Regions from separate parts of the Homo sapiens genome. Here region 1 is linked to region 2. Evidence: read pairs that join two places in POLR2A ChIA-PET (ENCODE). Cell type or tissue: GM12878. All regions are shown on one strand. Links, peaks and the distances in the headings refer to the core of each region. The heading gives the core; the rest is flanking DNA.

The links. ChIA-PET counts read pairs that join two places held together with the same protein. Peaks named below come from ENCODE experiments on the same cell type or tissue, not always from the same donor. Only the 100,000 strongest peaks of a DNase experiment are listed, where the experiment ranks them.
Region 1: POLR2A ChIA-PET joins it to region 2 with 7 read pairs; 13 of 35 experiments call an interaction of 5 or more read pairs at or near these places.

The regions. Positions count from the first base shown.
Region 1 is chr3:196,097,507-196,100,402 of GRCh38, reverse strand. No RefSeq gene overlaps it. Among named protein-coding and RNA genes, the nearest start is that of TFRC, 17 kb to the right of the region's middle. In GM12878, for the core only: no CTCF peak of the experiment used is centred there; no DNase peak of the experiment used is centred there; H3K27ac peaks cover 430 bases.
Region 2 is chr3:196,190,899-196,193,794 of GRCh38, reverse strand. No RefSeq gene overlaps it. Among named protein-coding and RNA genes, the nearest start is that of ZDHHC19, 19 kb to the left of the region's middle. RefSeq lists a cis regulatory region at 1-8 and enhancers at 668-1,331, 1,287-1,356, 2,317-2,896. In GM12878, for the core only: no CTCF peak of the experiment used is centred there; DNase peaks (open chromatin) are centred at 714 and 1,434; H3K4me3 peaks cover 409 bases; H3K27ac peaks cover 1,993 bases.

The DNA.
Region 1 (2,896 bases), core at 177-2,676, 93 kb after region 2:
GTGTAGACAACGGTGAGCTACCTGGCTCCCTGGCTTGCCATCCATTCAATCCCAGCACAATGTAGAGTGGTTTCACAGTTGTTAACCCATATCCCCATGGGAAACAATTTTGCTGTTAGAGTTCAGTGCTTATGTACAGTTCCTTTTATTTTTAGTCTTATAGTCTTCACTTATTTCCAAAGTCACTTAGACCAGCGCTTCCCTTCCATCCCCTTCAATACCCAGCACTTCCCTTCCTTCTCTTTCAATATCCAGAACTTCCCTTCCATCCCCTTCAACACCCAGCACTTCCCTTCCATCCCCTTCAACGCCCAGCACTTCCCTTCCATCCCCTTCAACGCCCAGCACTTCCCTTCCATCCCCTTCAACGCCCAGCACTTCCCTTCCATCCCCTTCAACGCCCAGCACGTCCCTTCCACCCCCAACGCCCAGCACTTCCCTTCCACCCCCTTCAACGCCCAGCACTTCCCTTCCATCCCCTTCAACGCCCAACACTTCCCTTCCCTCCCCTTCAACGCCCAGCACTTCCCTTCCCTCCCCTTCAACGCCCAGCACTTCCCTTCCCTCCCCTTCAACGCCCAGCACTTCCCTTCCATCCCCTTCAACGCTCAGCAATTCCCTTCCATCCCCTTCAATGCCCAGCACTTCCTTTCCATCCCCTTCAATGCCCAGCACTTCCCTTCCATCCCCTTCAATGCCCAGCACTTCCCTTCCCTCCCCTTCAATACCCAGTACTTCCCTTCCCTCCCCTTCAATGCCCAGCACTTCCTTTCCCTCCCCTTCAACGCCCAGTACTTCCCTTCCATCCCCTTCAACGCCCAGCAATTCCCTTCCATCCCCTTCAATGCCCAGCACTTCCCTTCCCTCCCCTTCAATACCCAGCACTTCCCTTCCCTCCCCTTCAATACCCAGCACTTCCCTTCCCTCCCCTTCAATACCCAGCACTTCCCTTCCATCCTCTTCAATACCCAGCACTTCCCTTCCATCCCCTTCAATGCCCAGCACTTCCTTTCCCTCCCCTTCAATACCCAGCATTTCCCTTCCTTTCCCTCCCCTTCAATACCCAGCACTTCCCTTCCCTCCCCTTCAATACCCAGCACTTCCCTTCCCTCCCCTTCAATACCCAGCACTTCCCTTCCCTCCCCTTCAATGCCCAGCACTTCCCTTCCCTCCCCTTCAACACCCAGCACTTCCCTTCCATCCCCTTCAACGCCCAGCACTTCCCTTCCCTCCCCTTCAACGCCCAGCACTTCCCTTCCCTCCCCTTCAACGCCCAGCACTTCCCTTCCCTCACCTTCAATACCCAGCACTTCCCTTCCCTCCCCTTCAACACCCAGCACTTCCCTTCCCTCCCCTTCAACACCCAGCACTTCCCTTCCCTCCCCTTCAACACCCAGCACTTCCCTTCCCTCCCCTTCAACGCCCAGCACTTCCCTTCCCTCCCCTTCAACGCCCAGCACTTCCCTTCCATCCCCTTCAACGCCCAGCACTTCCCTTCCATCCCCTTCAATGCCCAGCACTTCCCTTCCATCCCCTTCAACACCCAGCACTTCCCTTCCTTCCCCTTGGATGTTAGGTCATGTTTGTAGCATGGTGAGGTTCTTTATAACAGTTTGCATTCCATCCTGGGAACCCTCCCACTCCCGCTTTAACATTTGCATATATTAAGGTTGAAATTTGTGCTGTAGAGAAATTTGTGCTCTATGGGTTTTTGTTTGTTTGTTTTGTTTTGTTTTAGTGACAGGGTTTTGCTCTGTCACGGAGGCTGGAGTGCTGTGGGATGATCATAGCTCATGAACTCCTGGATTCAAGGGATCCTCCTGCTTCACCTTCCTGAGTAGCTGGGACTACAGGCGCGTGCCGCTCAGCCAGCTAAAGTTTTTTTTTTTTTTTTTTTTTTTTTTTTTGAGATGATGTCTCACTGTGTCGCCCAGGCTGGAGTGCAGAAGTGCCATCTTGGCTCACTGCAACTTCTGCCTCCTGGGTTCAAGTGATTCTCCTGCCTCAGCCTACTGAGTAGCTGGGATTACAGGTACCCACCACCATGCCCAGCTATTTTTTGTATTTTCAGTAGAGACGGGGTTTCACCATGTTGGCCAGGCTGGTCTCAAACTCCTGACCTCAAGTGATCCGCTGCCTTGGCCTCGCAAAGTGCTGGGATTACAGGCGTGAGCCACCACACCCAGCCAGTTCTATGGGTTTTGAAAAATGCAGTCTCATGTACCATACAGAAGAGTTTCGCTGCCCTAAAATATCATATATGGTTTACCTATTCAGCCTATACTTCATTCTCCAAGCCTCTGGCAACCACTGATGTATTTTAGGTCTCTATAATTTCACCTTTTCCAGAATGTCATATAAATAGAATCATTATAGTATACAGTCTTTTAAGACTGGTTTCTGGCTGGGCATGATGATTCACGCCTGAAACCCCAGCACTTTGGGAGGCCAAGGTGGGTGGATCACTGGAGCCCAGGAGTTTGAGACCAGCCCTAGCAACATAGAAAGATCCTGTCTCTACAAAAATTACAAAACAACTAGCCAGGGGTGGGGACGTGCTCTTGTAGTTCCAGCTGCAAGCTGAGGTAGGATGGCTGGAGCCTGGGATGTAGAGGCTGCGGTGAGCCATGGCCACTCCACTGCACTCCAGCCTGGGTGACAGAGTGAGACCCTATCTCAAAAAAAGAGAAAAGAACAAAAAGACTTATCAGGTAAAATGGCCCAGAATCTAAATTTATGGCCCTCTACTAATCTTGCTGTTTCTTGCTCTAATGGATTTATGGCCATGAGAAACTGCAGCGAAGTGAAGGTGTGCCTGGAAGGGAGAGATGGACTCTGATTAATTGTATCAGTCTCCTGGCAATAGCTAACCTTATATACATAAGCATTAAAACCA
Region 2 (2,896 bases), core at 269-2,768:
CATGCAGAGGAATGGCTGGAGGGAAGCAGCCCAGCGGCTGAGGGCTCGCCAGAACTCCTGTACTAACAAACCCTCGATGGAGCCCTGCCTGGGCCAGGGCCTGTGCTCAGTGTCCAGGCTGCCTCCTTCAATCCTCACGACTGCTCTATGGAACTGTTATTCTAGTTTCTGAGGTGAGGAAACCAGCATGGAGCAAACAAGCAACTCCCCAAGAGGCAGAAGTGCAGCCCCTGTGACTCGTAGCCACCACGAGGTGTGTCTGTGGGCAGTTTCCACATTTTATTTCAACGTGGGGTCACAGTTAAGACGCGGGCTCTGAAGGTGGGCTGCCTGGTTTCTCCCCCTGTAATGTAAGATTAATAATTGTATCTCTAGAAGAAAACACACACACACACACACACACAAGTCGTATCTCATCGTGTGGTTATGACATGGCTTACCTAGTGCATGGAAAGAGCTTGGCACAAACCCCCACACATGACAGGTGCTTCGCAGAGGAAGCAGTGACCATCATAGCCCGATAAAGGAGGCAGGAGGCAGACCAGGCCTTGGGATGCCAGTTACCATGACAACAGCCTCTGACTCCTGTCCGGCTGGGTGCGGGTTTCCCTGTGGCCCTGACAACAGAGGTAAAGGGTGCTGCTTCGGACACGAGGTCTTTGTTACTGTTTTACACAAAACTCCCCAACACTGGTGTCTCCAGGCCAGAAGGGATGGGGGCATGGGCTGAGATTCTTCAAGGGAATGAGAAGAGGGTCACCCAACAACGGCTCTGCCTCCTGTTAAGAAAGCAACTGCTGCTTCTGCTTTGTGGCCAGGCAGTGTTTCAGGCTGAAGGAAGGCAAAAGCAATGGTGTTCCGAGCTCTGTTCCAGGGTGGCTGCTCACAGCCTCCGCCCTCCCTGCTCCTCACCTGACCTCCCCCGCAGGCAGCGTCCCAGGCTCTGCCTCTCCACGTAGGCCTCTGCCTCACCTCTTCTCACCTTTCCACGCTTGCCTCCTCCCTTCCCCTTGCTCCTCCTCCTGTCTTTCTCTTTCTCTTCACACTCTTCTGCTCTCCCTCGATTGCTCTCTCCCTCCTTCTCTCCCTCCCACTTTTCCTGAACCACAGCTTCCAGGAACACAGAGGCAGCTGTCTGACAGCTTCTCACGTCCTGGCTGCGGTTCCAGGAAGGCCCTGGTCTGGGCATGGAAACCCAGGGCACTGTCCACCAGGCTGGAGGCGGGGCCCGCACAGGGCACCTTCGTCTGCCTCTCCCTGGGGCTTCCGCCTCCCACCTGGGCACCCACTTTCCCAGCAGCTTTCTGCTTGGGGAAGTTCTGCTGCTGAAACTGGGGATTCCCAAAGTGGAAGGGGCCCTGCTGAACAGCCAGCCACCTCCCTCACTTCTCAGCAAGAAGAAAACCAAGGCGGTGGGGGACGCAAGGCGGGGCTTCCCCAAGATCACACAGCTGAGCAGAGGCCAGGCCAGGGGGTCCCTGATCTGCCACCTGAGTCCTGGGCCCTTCCTGCCACCCCACGGAGAGGAGACGCCTGGGTCAGAGGCCCGGCCTGTCAACAGGAAGGGCACGTTCTTCCTCCTAAAGGCCTAGTGATCTGACTCCAGTGTAGCAATGACAGCAATGACAACACAGTTGAATGCTAATGGAGGTCCAGGCCTGGGGAAGCACTCGGCCTGCGTTTGCTCACTTAGTCCTCAGCCTCCTGAATGAGGCGCTGCTGTTACTCTTGTGGGTGTCTCGGGCCTGCAAAGACCAGGTGTGCTGGGCTGGGGGCTTCAGGACTACTGTTTTTTATTTTTATTTTTTTATTTTTTTGAGACGGAGTCTCGCTCTGTCGCCCAGGCTGGAGTGCGGTGGTGCGATCTCGGCTCACTGCAGCCTCTGCCTCCCGGGTTCACGCCATTCTCCTGCCTCGGCCTCCCGAGTAGCTGGGACTACAGGCGCCCGCCACCACGCCCGGACAATCTTTTGTATTTTTAGTAGAGACGGGGTTTCACCGTGTTGGCCAGGATGGTCTCGATCTCCTGACCTCGTGATCCACCCGCCTCGGCCTCCCAAAGTGCTGGGATTACAGGCGTGAGCCGCCGCGCCCGGCCCATTCAGAGCTACTCTTGCACTGATCTCCTGCGATTCCTTGACTGAGTGACCAGGGAGGAAGGTCCATGGTCTGAGGACAAGTCCTGAGGTGAACAGGGCTCCAGGCAGGATTTATTCCATGGCCCATTAGTATCCTTTGGCTGAACCTGAGTCATGCTGAACCTCATCTGTCCCCGAGTAGTGGTGGAGGCATGAGGTCAGCAAGTGAAAGCACTGACCCCTGGGCAGGGCCCTGGGCTGTCTGGGCTGGGAGACTCCCCCAGTCAGATTTAGCTCCTAGATGCCTGTTCCTCAGCCCCTAATGGGAGTGGAAAGATCCCTCCTGCCTGCCTTTTCCTGGCAGGGCAGTAAGCGGCTGTGTAGGGAGCACAGGCCGGGCATCCGGAGAGCTGGGTGGACAGGTGGCTCTGCTGCCAGCTGGATGTGTGGCCCTGGATGAAGCCCCGACCTCTCAGAGCTGCTCCGATCTCAACGTGAAGTTGAAACCAAACTCCATGCCCGGCCGACCTCACAGTGCGCTTGTAGGATCAGAAGGGTACATGATGGGCCGGGCATGGTGGCTCATGCCTGTAATCCCAGCGCTTTGGGAGGCCGAGGTGGGCGGATCACCTGAGGTCAGGAGTTCAAGACCAGCCCGGCCAACATAGCGAAACCCTGTCTCTACAAAAAATACAAAAATTAGCCGGGTGTGGTGGCGCACACCTGTAGTCCCAGAGGCTGAGGCAGGAGAATTCCTTGAGATACGGAAGTGGAGGTTGCCGTGAGCCAAGATCGCGTCATTACACTCCAGCCTGGGC